Regions from separate parts of the Homo sapiens genome. Here all the other regions are linked to region 1. Evidence: chromatin contacts called from ENCODE Hi-C or POLR2A ChIA-PET data. All regions are on one chromosome and are shown on one strand. Each heading gives the region's core, a stretch centred on a gene start or an enhancer-like site at or near the end of the contact. The rest is flanking DNA. Distances are from core to core; before and after follow the strand shown. Region 1 holds the start of FBXO5 (F-box protein 5). Region 2 has its middle 59 kb from the start of SNX9. Region 3 overlaps ARID1B (AT-rich interaction domain 1B). Region 4 holds the start of ARID1B (AT-rich interaction domain 1B). Region 5 has its middle 89 kb from the start of ARID1B. Region 6 holds the start of TAB2 (TGF-beta activated kinase 1 (MAP3K7) binding protein 2). Region 7 holds the start of GINM1 (glycosylated integral membrane protein 1).

Evidence for each region. A loop is a pair of places that touch in the nucleus more often than their neighbours do. ChIA-PET counts read pairs that join two places held with the same protein, here RNA polymerase II (POLR2A). Pooled maps may share reads with other maps.
Region 2: a loop to region 1 is called in a pooled map, with 20 times the contacts of the local background. The contact joins the enhancer-like site here to the promoter of FBXO5 in region 1. A Hi-C loop is called at or near these places in 2 of 37 single-sample maps with no recorded cell type and 6 of 50 pooled maps.
Region 3: a pooled map shows a loop between it and region 1 (26-fold over the local background). The contact joins the enhancer-like site here to the promoter of FBXO5 in region 1. A Hi-C loop is called at or near these places in 1 of 168 maps with a recorded cell type or tissue (CD8-positive, alpha-beta T cell), 1 of 37 single-sample maps with no recorded cell type and 10 of 50 pooled maps.
Region 4: a map of naive thymus-derived CD4-positive, alpha-beta T cell shows a loop between it and region 1 (10-fold over the local background). The contact joins the promoter of ARID1B here to the promoter of FBXO5 in region 1. A Hi-C loop is called at or near these places in 2 of 168 maps with a recorded cell type or tissue (both naive thymus-derived CD4-positive, alpha-beta T cell), 1 of 37 single-sample maps with no recorded cell type and 10 of 50 pooled maps.
Region 5: a map of CD8-positive, alpha-beta T cell shows a loop between it and region 1 (22-fold over the local background). The contact joins the enhancer-like site here to the promoter of FBXO5 in region 1. A Hi-C loop is called at or near these places in 1 of 168 maps with a recorded cell type or tissue (CD8-positive, alpha-beta T cell), 1 of 37 single-sample maps with no recorded cell type and 11 of 50 pooled maps.
Region 6: a map of naive thymus-derived CD4-positive, alpha-beta T cell shows a loop between it and region 1 (19-fold over the local background). The contact joins the promoter of TAB2 here to the promoter of FBXO5 in region 1. A Hi-C loop is called at or near these places in 1 of 168 maps with a recorded cell type or tissue (naive thymus-derived CD4-positive, alpha-beta T cell), 1 of 37 single-sample maps with no recorded cell type and 8 of 50 pooled maps.
Region 7: a loop to region 1 is called in a pooled map, with 17 times the contacts of the local background. The contact joins the promoter of GINM1 here to the promoter of FBXO5 in region 1. A Hi-C loop is called at or near these places in 1 of 37 single-sample maps with no recorded cell type and 12 of 50 pooled maps. POLR2A ChIA-PET finds 5 or more read pairs at or near these places in 1 of 52 experiments (A673).

What each region holds. Positions count from the first base shown.
Region 1 is chr6:152,981,746-152,984,306 of GRCh38, forward strand. It overlaps FBXO5 (F-box protein 5), which reads right to left and starts at 1,296. Exons shown (of 5, transcript NM_012177.5): 1 at 1,112-1,296. The coding sequence starts at 1,214. RefSeq lists silencers at 730-799, 1,280-1,599 and enhancers at 1,630-1,849, 2,140-2,259.
Region 2 is chr6:157,763,135-157,765,695 of GRCh38, forward strand. No RefSeq gene overlaps it. Among named protein-coding and RNA genes, the nearest start is that of SNX9, 59 kb to the right of the region's middle. RefSeq lists enhancers at 1-184, 1-885, 458-527, 1,418-1,467 and a silencer at 818-927. Within about 2 kb of position 1,282, at least 35 of the 41 ENCODE cell types and tissues checked have a DNase peak (open chromatin) inside an H3K27ac peak, as active enhancers do.
Region 3 is chr6:157,019,763-157,022,323 of GRCh38, forward strand. The region is part of intron 4 of ARID1B (AT-rich interaction domain 1B); the gene reads left to right. Among named protein-coding and RNA genes, the nearest start is that of MIR4466, 240 kb to the left of the region's middle. RefSeq lists silencers at 1,604-2,123, 2,424-2,513. Within about 2 kb of position 1,274, at least 40 of the 41 ENCODE cell types and tissues checked have a DNase peak (open chromatin) inside an H3K27ac peak, as active enhancers do; they include CD8-positive, alpha-beta T cell, where a contact is called at or near this core.
Region 4 is chr6:156,776,101-156,778,661 of GRCh38, forward strand. It overlaps ARID1B (AT-rich interaction domain 1B), which reads left to right and starts at 1,278. Exons shown (of 20, transcript NM_001374828.1): 1 at 1,278-2,561. The coding sequence starts at 1,581. It overlaps LOC115308161 (a long non-coding RNA gene), which reads right to left and starts at 2,418. Exons shown (of 2, transcript NR_163974.1): 1 at 2,146-2,418; 2 at 260-1,331. RefSeq lists silencers at 1,002-1,351, 1,372-1,611, 1,762-1,911, 1,982-2,051, 2,302-2,531 and an enhancer at 2,495-2,561.
Region 5 is chr6:156,687,546-156,690,106 of GRCh38, forward strand. No RefSeq gene overlaps it. Among named protein-coding and RNA genes, the nearest start is that of ARID1B, 89 kb to the right of the region's middle. RefSeq lists an enhancer at 1-317. Within about 2 kb of position 1,271, at least 8 of the 41 ENCODE cell types and tissues checked have a DNase peak (open chromatin) inside an H3K27ac peak, as active enhancers do.
Region 6 is chr6:149,316,425-149,318,985 of GRCh38, forward strand. TAB2 (TGF-beta activated kinase 1 (MAP3K7) binding protein 2) reads left to right here and starts at 1,288. Exons shown (of 7, transcript NM_001292034.3): 1 at 1,288-1,591. RefSeq lists silencers at 431-500, 551-1,090, 1,181-2,080 and enhancers at 2,171-2,350, 2,511-2,561.
Region 7 is chr6:149,565,064-149,567,624 of GRCh38, forward strand. GINM1 (glycosylated integral membrane protein 1) reads left to right here and starts at 1,312. Exons shown (of 8, transcript NM_138785.5): 1 at 1,312-1,471. The coding sequence starts at 1,352. RefSeq lists enhancers at 479-608, 1,859-1,908 and a silencer at 1,039-1,588.

The DNA of each region.
Region 1 (2,561 bases), core at 46-2,545:
ATCTATTAAAATTAAAATTAAGTATTTTTTTCTAGAGTTCTTTTTTAATAATAGAGTCATTACAAAATAGTACAATGCCGAATTGCTAAATTTTTTCATTTTGGGTTATTTCTCAGGTAAAAATAAGTGCATATAGATTTTATTTAGAGGTAGCAACAAAGAGGATAAAAATAAGCATTTGAGTGCATTCCATTCTCTGCAAGCTTTGAAATAAAGGACTATCTAATTCTTCATGAGTTATCGGGAAAAAGTCACCAATTCTTCGATTCTTACAAAATCATCTTAATACTATGGACAAATTCAAGGTTCGTAGTAAAAATTGCTTTTTTTAAAGTCTTCCCTTTCCACTCCAGGCCCTGAGACTGGGTTAACGGGCAAAGGGAGAAAAAATTGGGAAAAAGTAACGTTTTTGTTTGGATGTCCCAGTTGAGTTTGGTCCAATGAGTTGGGGGGGTGTCTCTCCATTTGGCGGGAGTGGGGAGGGAGACCCTGGAACTCCTGAGGGATCGGTGGGGCTGCCCCTCAGGGCGCGGGACACGCGGAGGAGGCGGGAGATAACCGCGAGCGCGATCTCCCGCGCCCGCCAGCAAGGCTGGGACCGCGAAAAATCGGGGAAACTGCCTTTGGCTGTGAGGGTGCGGGGCAGATGTAGAAAAGGGGCGCAGGGGGAGAAGGTGAGGCACCTGGCCAGGCCCTGGGGGCTTCTCGCTCGCAGCCCTGTCACCGCCGGGGGCCCCGGGGTGGGGGAGGGGAGGGGCATTTGGCGCCTATTCAAGCAGGGTGGGGTAGGTGGGTCTTCCGAGGAGGAAAAAGGGCGCCCTGGGATGCCACGACCCGCACCTCCCGGGGCTGGAGTCCACGGTCGGCGTGGGTGGCGGGACCCCGCGGCCCGCCATCCCGCCCCTGCACATCTGGCTCTTCTGGCTTCCCCCCGACACCCAGCCGCCCTCCTCCCGGACCCAGGAACCGCTGCCGCCGCCCGAGGCCGGGCGTGTGGCATGGCCGCGCGTCCAGGCTCCGAGGGACGTCGGGTCAGGGTCTCAGGCTGCGACCCTCCCCGTGCACCCCTCCTGGCGTGCGCGCCCCCCTCGCGACCGCTCCCCTCACTCACTATCCGAGGGTCGAGGGCGCCCGGCGGCTGTCACTGCGCTGGGGCTGGCGCTGCAGGAGCAGCGGGGTGGCCGTAGGGCGCAGCTGCAGGGGCGCCGGCTCATGCCAGCCGACGTGGAGTCTGCCTCAGGTGGAGGAACCGCTCCGGGGGCAGCTGAGCAACCTGCCTGCTTCACAGACCTGTATCTCTTAAAAGGCGCCAGCTGGTACTTTTAAAATCTTTGAATTTGGTGCCTAAATCCGCGCGGTCCAATGAGACGCGTCGCTTGCATGCGCGCACCAATAGGAGGGCAGTGGGTGGGGGCGCCCTCGTCCGCGCCCAATTGGAGGCTGCCGAGGCGGGGCCGAGCCGCGAAGCCCAGCCCCCTTCCAGCTTACCGGCTCCCCACGTCCGGAAAGATGCTACGGCCGGGGGCGGGACCTCCGAGCACGGGGAGGCCGCGGCCCGGCCACACGTGTGGAGGGTCTATCACGCATGCGTGCGCCCGCCAAGATTCCTTCCGCCGTCTTCTGGACCGGCCTCCTGCAAGTCCTAATCTCAGCCCAAATTCAGCGCTGGCTTCCATCTGGAGATCTTTGATGGGTACAAATGGTAGCCGACTTTCTTCGATCATCTCTCGAACGGGAGTTCGGTGAGCAGCAACTCGGCTCGTCCGGGAATCCAGACTTTCCGGAAGACGGACCCTCCCCCCAGTCCAGCTTAGCCCGCCTCTCTAGGATTTACGCGCGCGCTCTGCTCTCCCTCCTAACTCGACCCTCCCCTTGACCCACGCCTCTGCGCAGGCGCCTTGGCGGGCTGTGGCTGCGGAGTTGGCGGGTCGGCGCCTGCGCACTGGAGTCCCCCGCGATTTTTTCCTCCGGGGTGGGCGAGGAGGCTGTGCGGCCTTCCCCAGCGGCTGTAGCAGGAGACCTGCGGCTGCATCTCCCAGGGCCTTCCGGCGGGGCCGAGGGTAGGACCGAGGCACTTCTTCCTTGCAAGCGCGTTTATTTGTATTTTCAACCACACTTCAGACGCTACTGGTTTATAGGAACGTTAAGTTTACTGAGTGTGCAGCTACGCTCCCCTGGGTTTTTGTTCCTTTCCTTAAAGGGCCAGGTGTAGGAGACAGTAGTCCTGCTCCCAAAAAAAGAATAAATAGAAGTGCCCGCCCTCTTGGGCTGGACCCCCGTGGCCAAGGGAGTTTTTAGTGATGGCTGGCATGGACGTCAGTATGAAAGTGTACCGGAGTATTAGTGATGCTTAACTTTTCACAATTTGAATATGCACTTAAGTAGGGCAGTGCATTCCCTGAACTCAGCTTTATGGCTACAGCCCAGTGAAGCAACGGGATGTGAACTCCAAAACGGCGAATCCTCCTTTGCTGTTTCCCTCTGGTGCCTTTCTGCAGCCTCGGAGTGAGTTCTTGGCTGTAGTCAGTTTTCAGTACCGTTAGTGACGAGTCCGGTGGGGC
Region 2 (2,561 bases), core at 32-2,531, 4.8 Mb after region 1:
CCCAGAGGGTGCTGATGTAGGCCTGGTGATGAGGGTATAGGTGGCCACCGTCCCAGGTGGGCTCCACCTCTGCCCTCTGTGATGTGGAGTAGGGGCTGGGGCTCCTTGGGTACAAGGCAGGGAAAAGGGGAGGGCGGCGGGGTTGAGGAAGCTGCTCCGGGCTTCCAGGCCAGACCATCCCAGAATGAAAGGAGTTTTCCCCATGGATCTCCAGGCCTTCTCCATGGAATTTAGACAGCTGAAGGCAGACACAGGTCCCTGCGGGGAAGTACCTGCTCCCTCTTCTAACAAGTGCAAAGCAAGCAGGGCAAGGCTCCGAAGGGAACAGCTGGAGCAGGCCCAACCCCAGGTGGCCCTGGGGTTCCGTGGTTGACCCGGAAGCAAGTCAGGCAGGGAGCCAGGAATGTGGTGACTCACATTAGCTATGTGGAGAGAGACCAGGGAGTGTCCCTTCCAGGTGGAACCCCTCCTCCTCCATGAGTCACCCGGCTCCATACACCTGCCTGATTCCAGCAGCCCAACACACCTGTGCCAACTAGCAGCTTATGTTTCTCATGTGCTTGCCTGTCTGTCCTATTGACGATTCCTCAAAACACCAAGGGGAGGTAGCATGAAATGTTATCCTGGAAAACCTTTGTGAGTTAGAAAACGTGGCCAAGTGCCCCCAGTTGATGACTGGCAAATCTAGAATCAGCCTCATGACGTTTCCAGTGTGTTACACAAACCATCCAGCCTTGCTGCTTCTCCAAATACTGTATCTATGAAGTATGCCAGACTCTCAGCAGAGAGGATTTCTACGGCAGTGGAAGAGAGCAAAGCAGGTGTCAAGGTTCATTAATCTCATCTTGGTCCCTTTCTGAAAACTGACACACTATATCCAGGTTGCTTTTTAAAGCTCTGTGTACGTATCATGCAAATGTATACTTGCTTTGTGTATGCATGTTTAGGACTATTTCTGATCCAGATGCTGTACTAAATTAAGCTAGTTTTAATGATGTTATTCTGGAGCTAACATAGTCTTCCGTGGTATTTCCCATGGCTGTGCTCTGTCTAGTATATTTCCAAGTCATTACCCGGCTCATGGTCATTGGCGTTCACATTGAAGTGGCCACAGATAGAGAATCACACAAGCTTCACATTGAATTCAGTCCATTAAGGCCTTTTCCTTGGTAAAACTGAGGGGGAAATATAAATTGAAGCAGCAGTAACCAGCAAATAGACCTTCTCCCAATCTACCCGAAACTGGCTCTCTGCCCTCAACCATGTTCAAAAGCCTTTGCTATAAATGTACAGAGGAAGTAAACTTTAACCACACTGGGGCTCTAAAAAATGACTCTGGTTTCTGTATGTGACTTTCATAAATCAGTTTAATTACGTCACATTTCCACCTCAATTGTATGATAACAAGGTCTGAATTGCCCAGTAGAAGGCAGAAAGAAAAAAAATCCGGATGTTTTTGTCATATGGAACCTTCCTACACAGTCTGTTTTTCCCCTGGAGCTGACGATGAATCACTTCTCAACACTGGCGGGGGCCATCACGTGGCCGGCATGGAGCTCGCCTGGAGGAGCGAGGTTGAGGCAAGCTCTGTGCAGGAATGTGGCTGCAGTGATGTGGCCTGACACTTCCTTAGGGAGTCCAAATGTGACTAAGGCTCTTTCTCAGTACTGTATGGAATGAATAACCACATGTGAGAAGATGTACAGCTCCTGCCTTGCATCACTGAGCTGGAAAATTTGCTGGTAGCACGTAACATCTCTTGCAAAGTATAATTACAGATCCCTGTGCTCTGAGGGTTTGCACGGAAATAATTCAACCTAAAATAGTAACAAAGGCTGAGTATAAACCTGTGATGTATTATTTTGGTGCAAAAGTAACTGCGGTTTTTACCATTACTTTTAATGGCAAAGATTGCAATTACTTTTGTGCCAACCTAATAGATTATCTAAAAAGGAACAGGAAGAACACCAAGAGTTAACAAGCCTATTAGGGTTAGAAAGAGACTCCTCTTGCTTAGACAATGGGCGTTACCCTCAGGGACACCGAGCCCTTCCACTCGGATCTGATCTCCTCCACAAAGAGTTAGATGGGAGATATTTATGGGCAAGTATTTGGGCATGGATATTCCCGCTCCCACCACATTGCAGAGGTGCATGGAGGCACACAGCTATGACTGTGGGGGCTTCGGGTGTTCATTTTGAAATATATTTGTTTTTTTTTGTTTGTTTGTTTGTTTTCTGAGACGGAGTCTCGCTCTGTCGCCCAGGCTGGAGTGCAGTGGCGCGATCTCGGCTCACTGCAAGCTCCGCCTCCCAGGTTCACGCCATTCTCCTGCCTCAGCCTCCCAAGTAGCTGGGACTACAGGCGCCCGCCACCACGCCTGGCTAATTTTTTGTATTTTTAGTAGAGACGGGGTTTCACCATGTTAGCCAGGATGGTCTCGATCTCCTGACCTCGTGATCCGCCCGCCTCGGCCTCCCAAAGTGCTGGGATTACAGGCGTAGGCCACCGCGCCCCGCCTGAAATGTATTTGTTTTGTTTTATCATTTGAGCGTAGTTTA
Region 3 (2,561 bases), core at 24-2,523, 4.0 Mb after region 1:
TCTCCTGCAACTTGTGCCATGACCTGTATTTCCTGCTGCCAGCGGGTCACCTCCGCGGATATACCACAAGCATGTCAAATTGCCGAGGACACAACCATGCCATTCATTCTTCCCACCAAGCCAAAAGAAAATCTGGGTGTATCTGGACGACTCCTGTCTTCCCCTTCATATGCAGCCATTATGTTTCTAGAGCTAGAACCATCTGAAAATCTTAAGTCCTTTAGGGTTTTTTCGCCCCCTGCCTTTCTCTTTTAGCAAAGATAAATAAAAAGTGAAACAAATTGGCACAACTTGGAGGATGAAGAAGTAGCAAAAGACAAAGCTGTTAGAGGGATAGGAGAAAGTCATTTCAGGAAGGAGGGAATAGACATAACAAGCAAATTTGCCGTTCAGGAAATGTTTTATTTAAGAAAATTAATAATATTTAGAAAATAAATTGGATGGAAATAAATTTTTAACATTCCTTCTCTGATGAAGAACTGACCTAAAATGTAGTTAGTTCTTTATTCTTGCTTTTTAACCTTGTAGATAACATCATGTTAGTCATTTACCCCCATACAAGTTGAGCACTCTGTAAGGGATGTAATTTAAACATGTCTCAAAACCAAAAACCAGTCCATGGGCAGATCTTTTTATTGCGATAATATATAACTACATAACTGTAAATTGGAACCTAAAAATATATATTTAATATGAAATTAATTTTTTTTAATTAACCCAAACTTTAACTTTTTTATAAGGGGTTGTGTTTGAATGCTTTAGCCACTAGGCATGTGTTTTTCTTTCTGATGCTGTTGGAGCTATAAATAGTAGGTAGAACTGAATGAGATGGCATCACATAAACAACAGCCTAGCTTGGTCATTTCTCCTACTCAGATCGCGAGTCAAAATATTAAACAGTGGTGGTTTCAAACTATATGTAATTTCCTCAAAATTATGCTTCTCTAATATTTTTTCCATCGCTTTTTCCTCACCAAAGATTTGTTACCTCTCCCCTTATATAACTCTTGGTCATAACTCAATAAATTATTTTTTTAAGGAGTGGTACGTGAGTTTATGCTGTACGTGGTTTCTTTGGCTGATCTACTTGAGTCCTTAATTTTCTTACAAAAAGTAACCTGGAACTTATGGCTAGAAACGATACATTCTTACAATATTAATGGCCGAAGGAACGTTACTTCTTTGCAGAATTCGATAAAGAAATGAGAAATTCGGGGACCCGGAAACTTTTAGCGCTTGCCCTGAACAGCGGCCCGGAATCTCCCGCCCACCCGTCCCTGCCCGGATGCCTGCGCGGCGGCGGCGTCCTTCCCTCCTCGGCTGCGCTTTTACTCTTGGTCAGGGCCCGCTTGAGAGAGGGGGATTTTAGAGAGAGGGTGTGAAGGACGCAGGACCGCTTTCAGGCCGCCAGCTCTCAGGCCTCGCTTTCCGGTCCTCACTGCGCGTCCACACCTCGCCTTGGTTTCTTTTGTTTTATTCAAGCCCCGGCCCCGCGGTACAGCGGGGAGACTCGCCCGCGCCCACGGAAGAAGCCGAGCTCCTCCGAAGGGAGAACCAGTGATTCCACGGACCCCGGAATCCCCCGGGAGTGGGACCACCAGGCAGCGGGCGGAATTAACCCTGCCGCGGAGGCGCTGGGCGAGGATGAGGGCGGCGAGCGCGGAGGGGACCGAGTCACACAGCAGCCCGGCGGCCTCTGCCGGCAGGCCCCGCTCGCTCCTTTCGGCCCGACCCGGGCGGGGGTTCCGGTGCCGCCCTCCCTACCCCGCACGTAGGCTCGTGGGGGCGGGGACAGGGGGACGAAAACAACCGCGTCCTCAGCCTGACTGAACAGGCTCGGACTCCTCCGACGGCGCCGCGCCGCGCACAGATGAGCCTTTGTGGGACCCCGCGGAAGGAGGCGCCGGCCGCAGCCACATTCCTTTCCGGGCAAGCGCGGCCGCCGCCTGCAGGCACCGTCCGCCCCGCGCGCCCGCAGGCTCCTCCTGGAGGCGGGAGGCGGCGGCCGCTCGCACAGCGTGTTTTCTAAAGTTTCTGCTGACACAGCTTCGCGTACACATGAGCCGGCGCGGCCAGACTCACGCAGGCACCGAGTGTTTCCCCTGCGCCGTCTCGCGCCGCCGCCCCGCTACCTCGCCGCGCGCCCCTAACCTCTGCGTCCCGCGTGGCGCGCCCAGCGCTTAAGGTTTTATTTTTCCCCTACTTCCTTTGGTGCATCTCTTTCCCCCTCTCAAAACCACCACCCAAACTTAAAGGCTGGATGAGTTGGAACCCGTTCGCGTAATTAAAACGAGTGGCTGACGGTGGAAAAGCCAGGAACTACAGACGAAGGACGCCAGCAGGGCCGCGGAGCCCAGGCCGCCAAGAACAGGGCGGGGAGGCGGGGCGGGGCCGCGGAAGGGGGCGAGGTGGAGGGGCGGGGCCGGCGGGAGGTGGGCGGGGCGAGGCTGGCAGGCCGCCGCCATTGGCTGTTACCCGACGCACCGAGGCTGGGCGGCTTAGCCAGGCACTTGGATTCTATTTGTGTAATAGCTGCTTCTTGGAGCCAAGTGCATGCTCAT
Region 4 (2,561 bases), core at 28-2,527, 3.8 Mb after region 1:
TTGGAAAACTATACTCTACCAAAACCGTAAGTATTGTTTCTGCCAGGTTTTAAATGCTTTCTCTCAATGAAAACTGAGTCCACACTAGTACAAGTGGGTCATTGCCTAAGGTTAAGAAGTCTTGCTTTTTAAAATGTTACTAGGGGACAATGCACATATTGAAAACATTAATAACAATGCAAATATTAAAAACATTATAAAATGTTAATAGACACCAATTTTTAAGAGAACAAAGTATGGAACATTTCTACATTAGGACTAGAGTTGACTGTTTTATATTATTATTGAAGTTATATTTATTAAATATAATGTCTATAATATTTTAGTTTCGTTCCACATCTCTTTGAAATGAATGTATATCGAGAGGGTTAACTGTGCACACGAAGCTCTGAAACATGATGAAAGGTGTCATATAGATTTATGAAGATACGAGCTAACCCATAGCTGTCGCTGTTCTGGCACCAAGAGTTAAATGTTCATGTGAAAGTTGGCGCAGAAAACACCACTGTACATACTCCACAGAGGACATCCAAGTGCATGTAAGAAAAATGCTCCTTTGGGAATACGTGGACATATTCCTTTGGAAATACACTGACAAACCTACATACGTGTTTAAGGTGCCTTCAAAAAGAGTTATGTAAACATTCTCTTTGGGGCGGGTGCAGTCAGTCATAAGCATTTATTGAGTACCTACTGGGTACAGGCCATAGGGCTCTCTGACCGGGGCTAACCTTCATTTCAAATCTTTCCTAATTTTGCAGTTGGAAGAAGTTGTGGGAATTACGCCGATGGCCCGAAATCAAGGCAGAGGCGAACGTTCTGAAAATTACATAACTCCTGGGAGAGACCGTGCTTTTGCAGATTGCCTAAATATTTTCTTTCTCCGTCGGCTCCTTGTAACCTCTGAGGCCAATAGACAACTTTGTTTCCCAGCCCTTCTCCCTCTTTTGTCTGCTCGTCAGACTCGTTTTCCACCTTTGTATCGTTCCTTTTAGACGTGAAAACAAACATGCGAACGCCCGGTTGGCAAGGAGACAGCGGCCCGGGGGGAAAGTGCAGGTTCCGGCCGCCCCACGCCGCCGCGCTCCGAGCGGCCGCCGAGCCGCCCCGGCCCCGGCCCCGGCCCCAGCCTTAGCCCAAGCCCGGCTGGGTCCCGCGAGGCTGCGCCGGGGCGGGCGGCGGCGGCCCGGGGACGAGTCCAGTCCGCGTTTTGCGAGTGCGCGGGAGTAATGCGAGCGAAGTGGATAATAGTTGCTCGAGCTCGCCCGCTGCCTCTCAAGCCATGCTGGGCCCGATAGGCTCAGCTAGTCGTGTATTTACCCATATCCGGGCTAGAGAGGAAAAGAGAAAAGTTTCATTTAAACCTGAACTAAAAACTTTCACCATGAAAGCACACAGCAGGAGCAGGCCCAGAGCGTAAGGCGTGCCCGGCCCGGCGCTCCGGCGGGGCCTGCGGAGGGGGAGGGGGTCGCGGCTTCCCGGCGGGCCGCGTGGATGCGCACAGGAGGGGCCGCGGCCTGAAAAGTGGGGGTTATTGTCTCCCCCCGCCCCCCGCCCGGCCTCGCCACGCCGCGGCGATCATGGCCGCGCGGGCAGCAGCGGCGGCGGCGGCGGCGGCGGCGCGGGCGCGGGCGCGGGCAGGCAGCGGCGAACGGCGGGCGCCCCCCGGGCCGCGGCCGGCGCCCGGAGCCCGGGACCTGGAGGCGGGGGCGCGCGGCGCGGCGGCGGCGGCGGCGGCACCGGGACCCATGCTGGGGGGCGGCGGCGACGGCGGCGGCGGCCTGAACAGTGTGCACCACCACCCCCTGCTCCCCCGTCACGAACTCAACATGGCCCATAACGCGGGCGCCGCGGCCGCCGCCGGCACCCACAGCGCCAAGAGCGGCGGCTCCGAGGCGGCTCTCAAGGAGGGTGGAAGCGCCGCCGCGCTGTCCTCCTCCTCCTCCTCCTCCGCGGCGGCAGCGGCGGCATCCTCTTCCTCCTCGTCGGGCCCGGGCTCGGCCATGGAGACGGGGCTGCTCCCCAACCACAAACTGAAAACCGTTGGCGAAGCCCCCGCCGCGCCGCCCCACCAGCAGCACCACCACCACCACCATGCCCACCACCACCACCACCATGCCCACCACCTCCACCACCACCACGCACTACAGCAGCAGCTAAACCAGTTCCAGCAGCAGCAGCAGCAGCAGCAACAGCAGCAGCAGCAGCAGCAGCAACAGCAACATCCCATTTCCAACAACAACAGCTTGGGCGGCGCGGGCGGCGGCGCGCCTCAGCCCGGCCCCGACATGGAGCAGCCGCAACATGGAGGCGCCAAGGACAGTGCTGCGGGCGGCCAGGCCGACCCCCCGGGCCCGCCGCTGCTGAGCAAGCCGGGCGACGAGGACGACGCGCCGCCCAAGATGGGGGAGCCGGCGGGCGGCCGCTACGAGCACCCGGGCTTGGGCGCCCTGGGCACGCAGCAGCCGCCGGTCGCCGTGCCCGGGGGCGGCGGCGGCCCGGCGGCCGTCCCGGAGTTTAATAATTACTATGGCAGCGCTGCCCCTGCGAGCGGCGGCCCC
Region 5 (2,561 bases), core at 21-2,520, 3.7 Mb after region 1:
GCGGGCGGCGCCGCGGAGTTTGGGCGGCAGCGCGGCCCGGCGAGGAGCTGGAGAAGCCGGCGGCAGGGGGACGCGCACGCCGAAGAAAAGCCCCTCTCCCGCGTCCCTCACTCGCTCCTGGAGGCCGAAGAGCGGGGCTCGCGATGCCGGTGCAAGATTCCCAATCAGGCCTGGGAGGAAATGGATGCAATTAGGGCACACCCCCGTCCCGCAGTTGCCAGGAGCCTGAAGATCTATGACCGACTTAAGCCATTTCTGGAAAAGTCATATTTTCCAGGCTTTCGTGAAATACTCATTGCTCCTATTCTAAATCTGGAGGCGAATGTGCATCTATTTCAGGGGGAATGAAAGATGTGAAAAGTAGACTGGGCTCCGGGAAATGTGGGTAATGGGACTGGACCTGCGCCTGGGGTCCGCCCACCCGTCATCTCCCGGGAGCCCCCCGACGTGTGCCATTAAGCATAAGGCGCGTTAAGCGCTGCCACAAAGTCCCGAAAAGGCGAATTAAAAAGGATCACTTCTCCCTCAGGATCTTGATTTTTACTAAGGGAAAACGTGCGTTAAAGAAAAGCCAGCGAGCGCTGGCGTGGCCCTGTCATTATCTTGGCGTCTCTGCTGACCTCCATTTCAGCCTGGACTACACTGGGTTCCAGTTCTGTTTTCCTATTTCCCCGGACTCCTAGAGGGTGGATACCAAGGCTGATTGTTGTCTGTTCTGCCCCAGCCCTCCAGGGTACACCATAGGTGCTCAGTAGATGACTCCTGAGTATATATTGGAGGTGATAGTAAAATGCTACCAAGCACAGAGGAAAGAACAGTTAAAGGGTCAGACGGTGCTTTGTGAAAGGCCAGGCATTTGAGCTGGATTCTGAAGACCAACTCTAGATGACAGTAAAGGCCACTCCAGGTTGAGGGAACAACATGAGCAAAGCAGGGAACCTACAATGAGTAGGAAAGTGATGAATCTGCATAGGGGGTTACTCAGGGGGCATAGAAAAGGAAGCCAGGAAGCCACTGAATACCTTGCCACACAGGTAACAGCCAGGAAAAGCACAAAACATGCTGTTCAGTGGTTCTGGAATATGGGCATGCAAATATATAATAAAATAAGCAATGTGGATATACAAAAACAAAAGTAAAAAGAAAAACAGGACAGTTTATTGGGGAATTTCAGAAAAAGTACATGAAACAAAAAAGAAATGTCAAGGAAAATCCCTGGCCTGAAACTCCCAGAACAAAACATTTAATACCATTTGTGGGGGCTCTTTATGAAAGAGGGAGAAAGAAAAGAGGTAACAAAGAGGAACTAGTGTTTTGATTAAAGATCTTTGACCATAACAATGCGAAAGCATAAGGTCTCTTATCATAAGAGACCTGTGTCTTATCCTGTATCATAAGACACAGGAGATTTTAGACATCACTGTTAAGAAAGAGCTGGAACTCAGAATTAACAAGAGAAGAGGGAGAGATTAAACAGAAGATAAATGTGGATCATCAAGGAATTTTAAATTGTAGCACAGTCACTCAATAGAGTATTATGCAGTCATTAAAACTGCAGTGTATTTATTGGAAGGATGTTCACAACCTATTGTTATGTGAAGAAACAAGTTACAGATGAGCAGATCTGGAGGGACATACTTAAAATGTTAGCAGCGGCTCTCTCTTGATGTTTTGATTGTTAGTGATTTTTCGCTTTCTCCTTCATGCCTGTATTACCTGAATTTTTACAATGAGCAATTAATAAAACAATAAATGAACACAAGATTAAGCAAAGTTTTAATCTTGTGAAAATGTATGTGAGTTTTCTGTTGTGAAACTGAAATGATGTCTGTGGCATTGGAAATCCTCAAGGCAAAGAAGGAAAGAAGAGAGCCTCCCGAGTCATACTAATCAGAGGCCTGCACACGTGCTATTTGGTACTCTCTGTACCATCTGGCTCAAGCTACTTCAAGACCTGTCTGGGCCTCAGCAACCTGATCTCGAAATGAAGGGAATATTAGCATCTACCTAACAAGTGGCTATGAAGACCAGAAATGATATCTGTAAAACGCTTAGTGCTCAGACCCCACGAGGCGCCCAGGGCTCCGTGAGTGGAAGCTCTCATAGGAGCAAAGAGCATAGGCTTTAGAAAATGCCTTTCTTCTGGGATCCTTCCTTTACCACTGTGGTGGTCATTAGAGCTGTCTGCAAAAATTCCTCCTCTCCCTTTGAGATAATAAGAGTGTACTTCCTTGGCCCTCTGAAGTTACAGGTACCATGTGACAGCCTCTGGCCAACAAAATAAACAGAAGTAACATGTGCCAGCATTGAGCACTTTGCGGTCTTCTCCTTTTCCACTTGCATGACAACCAGCAGTGTCCTGGTAGTGTCTGCCGAGGTCCTAGATTGAGGAAGAAGCCTCCAGAGACCTTGGTAGACATTTAGCAGGAGGGAGGAATAAATCTTTGATATTGTAAGCCACTAAGATTTGGGAGCTCTTTGTTATCAAAGCTCAGTTTAAGTCACCCTGACTGACACAGCTACTTACTAGTTTCGTGACCTTGAGAAAGTGACCTACCTGC
Region 6 (2,561 bases), core at 38-2,537, 3.7 Mb before region 1:
TGCTCACACTGGAAATAAAAGTATAAAAATGGTCCTTTAGGATTTTTCTCTGGAGTAAGAATTGTTTCAAGGAAGAAACTGCCAGGGATATGGACATTTTGGACAGGGGCAGAAAAATGCCCTAGTGTTTTGGACACCATGGAAGCGCTAGAATTTTTAAATAAATATTTCACATTGTGAGAAACGTCTGAGTATTAAACACGCTTTTTTTTTCCCTAGGGGGACACTAAACAAATATTTATTTAAGGAGGTAGAAACTTGAAGGCCCCCCCTCTTCCCGCAAAGCTAGTCTTTGGCTCTGCTTCTAGGACTTCTAGGAACGTGCAATTAAAATAAAATCGAAACAACGAAACCCTCGCAGCATTTAGATTTCTTTTTTCCCCCTCAACTGCTCAAGAAAAGTCAGAAGCCGACACTTTTTCCAAGTCTCGAAGTTGCCAGTTGTGAGGCTCCCAAGACGTCTCCCGCACACCCTAGGGACGATTCTGCACGGGTCCCTCCCGTTAGCCGGCGGTGCGATCCGGCTCCAAGGGGGTGTGTCCCGGACCGCAGCGACCCGGCGCCAGCCTCCGCCGCGGGCCCACCTGCTCCTCTCGGCCGCCGCAGCGCCCCGGGGTCCGGCCGGGCCCCCGGACCCCACCCGCGCGGCGCCGCCGGCCGCCCGGCAAGTCCCGCCACCCACTTCCGGACCCGGCCAGCCCCTCCGCTAGGTGCAGCTGGGACGCGAGCTCAGTTCCTTTCTTCCCTCAGCCCAAACTGCTAGCGGCCCCCGTGGCGGGAGGTGGAACCCGCAACCTACCCCCAAGGATGGGGGGCCCAGGCGGAGAAAGGGGGTCCCAGCCCTCCCCGGGCTGCCCGCACCGGCACCCCCCTCGCACGGCCCCAGCGGCGGCCCGCGTCCTCCCTCCAGCCCTAGCAAGACAGGCGTAGAGACTGCGAGTGTCGGGGGAGGGGTACAGGTCGGAGGAAGAGCATCCCCGGGCCGCAGCCGCAGCCGCCGCCGCCGCCGCCGCCTGCTGCTCCCCCGCCGTTCGGCTAGGGGAGGCCTCGTCACAGCCGCCGCCTCAGCCGCGGCTGCAGATCTCGCGGTGTTTGCCGGCCGCCGCGCCGCCATATTGTGTGACAGTATTTTGATTTGGACTGGGCTGGCGGAGCCGCGGCGAGAGCGAGCGAGAGCTGGGGGGGTGGGGGGAGGGCAGGCGAGCGCGAGGGGGGTGGGGGCAGAGGGAGGTGGGGAGGCCGAGCGAGCCGGAGCTGAGGATTGGGGAGCGGCGACGCCGCCCAGCCGTCGTTTTTGATCTGCTGCAGCCGCCGGCGGGGCGACCCAGCCCGACCCCCTCCCCTCCCCCTCAGCCAGGAGCGGTGGCGGCGGCGGCGGCCGGAGGGAGTTGGCGGCGGCGGGCGAGCGGAGGGGGCTGAGCGGGGAGGGAGGGAGGGCTGAGGTGTCCCCCCTGCCGGGTGGAACCGGAGGCGGCGGCGGCGCTGGCGGCGGCCGTGGTGGCGGAGGCGACGGTGGAGACGGCTGCCCTAGTGGGAGAGGCGGCGGCGGCGGCGGCCGAGGAGGAGGAGGGGGAAGCGGCGGCGGCAAAGGGTAAGCGGACAGCGCTGCCGGGCCTCGGCGGGATCCCCAACCTGGCTCTCCCCTCATCGCCCCGCACCCCCCTCCGTCTGGAAGGGGCTCTGCCGCCTCGCGAGGCCCGTGCGGGGCGTTCGCTTCTAACTTGCACTCTTCCTCCCTCCGCCTCTTTCCTTCCCCCAGTGGCGTGGCGGAGAGGGAGGCCCCCCGAGTCCCCCAGTCCGGTGGGGGTGGGGAGCATCGGGCCGGGCCTGGGCTCCGGGGCGTCCGTGCGGGGGGGGAGGGGGAGCTTCATTGGAATCGAGCGCCTAGGAGAGCCCCGGGTGGGGGAGGGCGCAAGGGGCTCGGGAGGGCCCCTCCCTGCGTCGGCGCCCCTGACCCGCCCCCAGGCATGTGTGAGGTGGGGGCGGGGGAGGAAAAATCTCCTTTTGGGGAGCCGAGGTCTAGTTAAAGATGACTCAGGGGCGGGGGTTTTGGGGACAGACACGGGGCAGTTATGTGGGGGTCGGGCGGGAGGGAGAACATCGTTCCTTTGCGGATCTTGGTTTTCTGCAGCCGTCTTTGAAGTGGGGGGCAAGCCCTACTATGAATATGTGGCCCCTTAAATTTCACTGGATGTTTCTGGTTTTCGGTCCCATCAACCTCAAACCCTACGATTGTGGTTGAGTCAGGGAGGCTGCAAGGGTCTCTTGGCGGTGCTGAACAGGTGACAGGTGGATCTTTCTGTTGCTGATGCTGTGAGATGTTCAGGCACAGTCGTACACCAAAGTGTCAGAGACCGTGTGAGTTTGTATTTATGTGTTTGGCCATGTTTCATTCCATATATAGTATATTTGAGATGTTAGGTTTCCATTCTTCAAGTCAGCTTAATTGTTGTGGATAAATTCTTCAAATGTTTCTGATAAGAGGGTTTTCCAGGAGAGCGGAGGGAATTTGCAGCCTCACAGGGGTTTCTCCGTAGTTCACGAAATTTAGGCCCCCAGTG
Region 7 (2,561 bases), core at 62-2,561, 3.4 Mb before region 1:
ATAGACTCAGGCGATCCTCCTGCCTGCGTTTGCTGCATAGCTGGGAGTACAGGCACAAATGACCACGCCCATCTCCAAATTCATTTTTAATTCCAGCAGTAGGAAAAAAAGGAAAAGGCCAAGTTTGCAGATGGAACCCAGAAGTGTGTGGGGCTTCGCTGTGAAATCACTTGTAGCTTAACAATGGCGTGGGGAATCTCAGAGTAAGCCCGGAGTTAGTTGAAAGGAGTCTTTAGCCAAAACGTTTATAATTTATTCTGGGGCGGGGCCGGGGGAGGGGGCGGTGGCGGTCAGCAGGCCTGTGGGAGGAGGGTGTTCAAAGGAGTAAAGGGGGCTCAAAGAGAGAAATAGATTCTTGTTTCCTTTTTCATGTCAAAAGTTTTATTTCATGTCAAAAGTTTTATTTCAAAGGAAGACTAAATATTACTCTTATTCTGCCTGAATGGCCAAGTTTCCAAGTTTTTCTCAATCAACATGCAATCCTGTTAATCTAAAATGCTTGAATTTCTTGCTACTCTGCTTTACAGGGTTCCGTAACTTTTTTTTTTTTTTAAATCTGCAAGGTGGAAGAAAAGTCTAACACTTTCACTTTAGAGTTACGATACTGACCAAAAAGGCACTGACAGCCCAGGTGCGCTGGCTTCCTTCCAGCTGAGCGCTGTCCCCGCGCCGCCTCCAGGGGTCGGCAGAATGCTGAACAGTAAGCATGGCGCATCCTCAACCTTGGCCCCACAATGAATCACCCGAGAAAATTAAAAAACCACCAGGGCCCGAGCCGCAGCCCAGGCTGGAAAGTGGGGTGTTCAGGAAGACCCCAGTACTTTTTAAAGCTGCCCGGGAGAGTCCCACGTGCAGCCAAGGGTGGGGAATTACCCACTTAATAAAAACTTCCCCTGTAAATGCGATGTTTCATTTTTAATGTATAACAGTTTTCTGAAATATTACCGTTGTTTTCATCGTATAGGTACATGTACATGTGCACACACAGACACATGCATGTGTGTAAATACTAATTTTAAAAATAATGGTTACGAGGACATTTACATCGCTCCAGTTGGAGTCCTGTCCAATCCTGAGGGCGGGTCTAATGAGGGGCCGTACCTTCCAAGATTTCACTCCGCCCCTCGACGCCGCGCGGCGCTGCGCGTGCGCAAACGCCTTTCCCTGGCGAGCCGGATCTCGGAGCGTCCCCGCGCCTCTCCGCGGCCGCCCGGGGAGGGGAGGGCCCGTCCCGCCCCTCCCCGTCTCTCCCCGCCCCTCCCCGTCCCTCCCGCCGAAGCTCCGTCCCGCCCGCGGGCCGGCTCCGCCCTCACCTCCCGGCCGCGGCTGCCCTCTGCCCGGGTTGTCCAAGATGGAGGGCGCTCCACCGGGGTCGCTCGCCCTCCGGCTCCTGCTGTTCGTGGCGCTACCCGCCTCCGGCTGGCTGACGACGGGCGCCCCCGAGCCGCCGCCGCTGTCCGGAGCCCCACAGGTAGGGCAGGGCGGGCCTGGCTGGCCGCTTTACGACTCCGACTCTCCGGGAGGCCCGGGCTGTCCACAGTGACGCTTCCCACATCCCACCGGCGGGCAGGGGCGGGGGTCCGGGCCCCCGAAGGAGGTGTGGGGAGAAGCACCCCAGGAAATGGGGGCGGCGTGGGAGGCCGAGGTAAGAGGAAAGGGACCCACTGGGGCTGCGTCGCTGTGAGTGAGCCTCGAGCCACTCCACACCGACTCTCCGGCGGCCCAAGCCGGCGCGCGACCTGACGGGGCTTTGCCGTCGAAGCGCGCGGTTGCCGGTGATCAGGCCTTCGTAATGGCGCCTTCCCGGGGTAGAGCCAGCGCTTGGGCAAGGAATGTTTGTGTGCTCGGGAAGTGTGGAAGTTGCCCACTTCGCGCATTTCCAGGCCACTTGTGCCTGCTCGGCCTGCGATCGCGAGGGTCCGCCGTTCCGAGGCTGCGGGGCTCCGCCGGGCTCAGGTGGGCAGAGGGAGAGACCTGGCCCTCGCGCGACGTAATGTTTTTGTCGGATGTTGGAGGAGAAGTTCTCACGGCGGGGCGCGATCGGCGGTGTCCGCATCCCCTGGGGACTCAGCCCGGCCTCTGGGGGCGGGGCCCAGCAGTCCGGGTTGGAGAGTCCTGCAGGTGCTTCTGATGCCAGCTGAGGTGGGAGAATCGAGGCATCCTAACATTAAAACGTGGCTGATGCTCACCATTCCTGCCGTAGAGTCGTGCCTACCTAGGCCAGTATCAGCCTTTTTTCAGTAGAATGGTAGGGAAAAGTTTGAATATTTTAAAGAGCAAGTGTTCTGAGAATGACAAGAAACTATGTCGGTACACCTCTTCCTAGTCAAGACTTGAATATGAACACTCTAAATACAAAGGCGAAGGGCACGGTAAGTGTCACTTTGACCAACAAGGTGAAACCCCGTCTCTACTAAAAATAGAAAAATTAGCTGGGCGTGGTTGCAGGTGCCTGTAGTCCCAGCTACTCGGGAGGCGGAGACAGGAGAATTGCTTGAACCCGGGAGGCAGAGGTTGCAGTGAGCCGAGATCGTGCCACTGCATTCCAGCCTGGGTGAGGG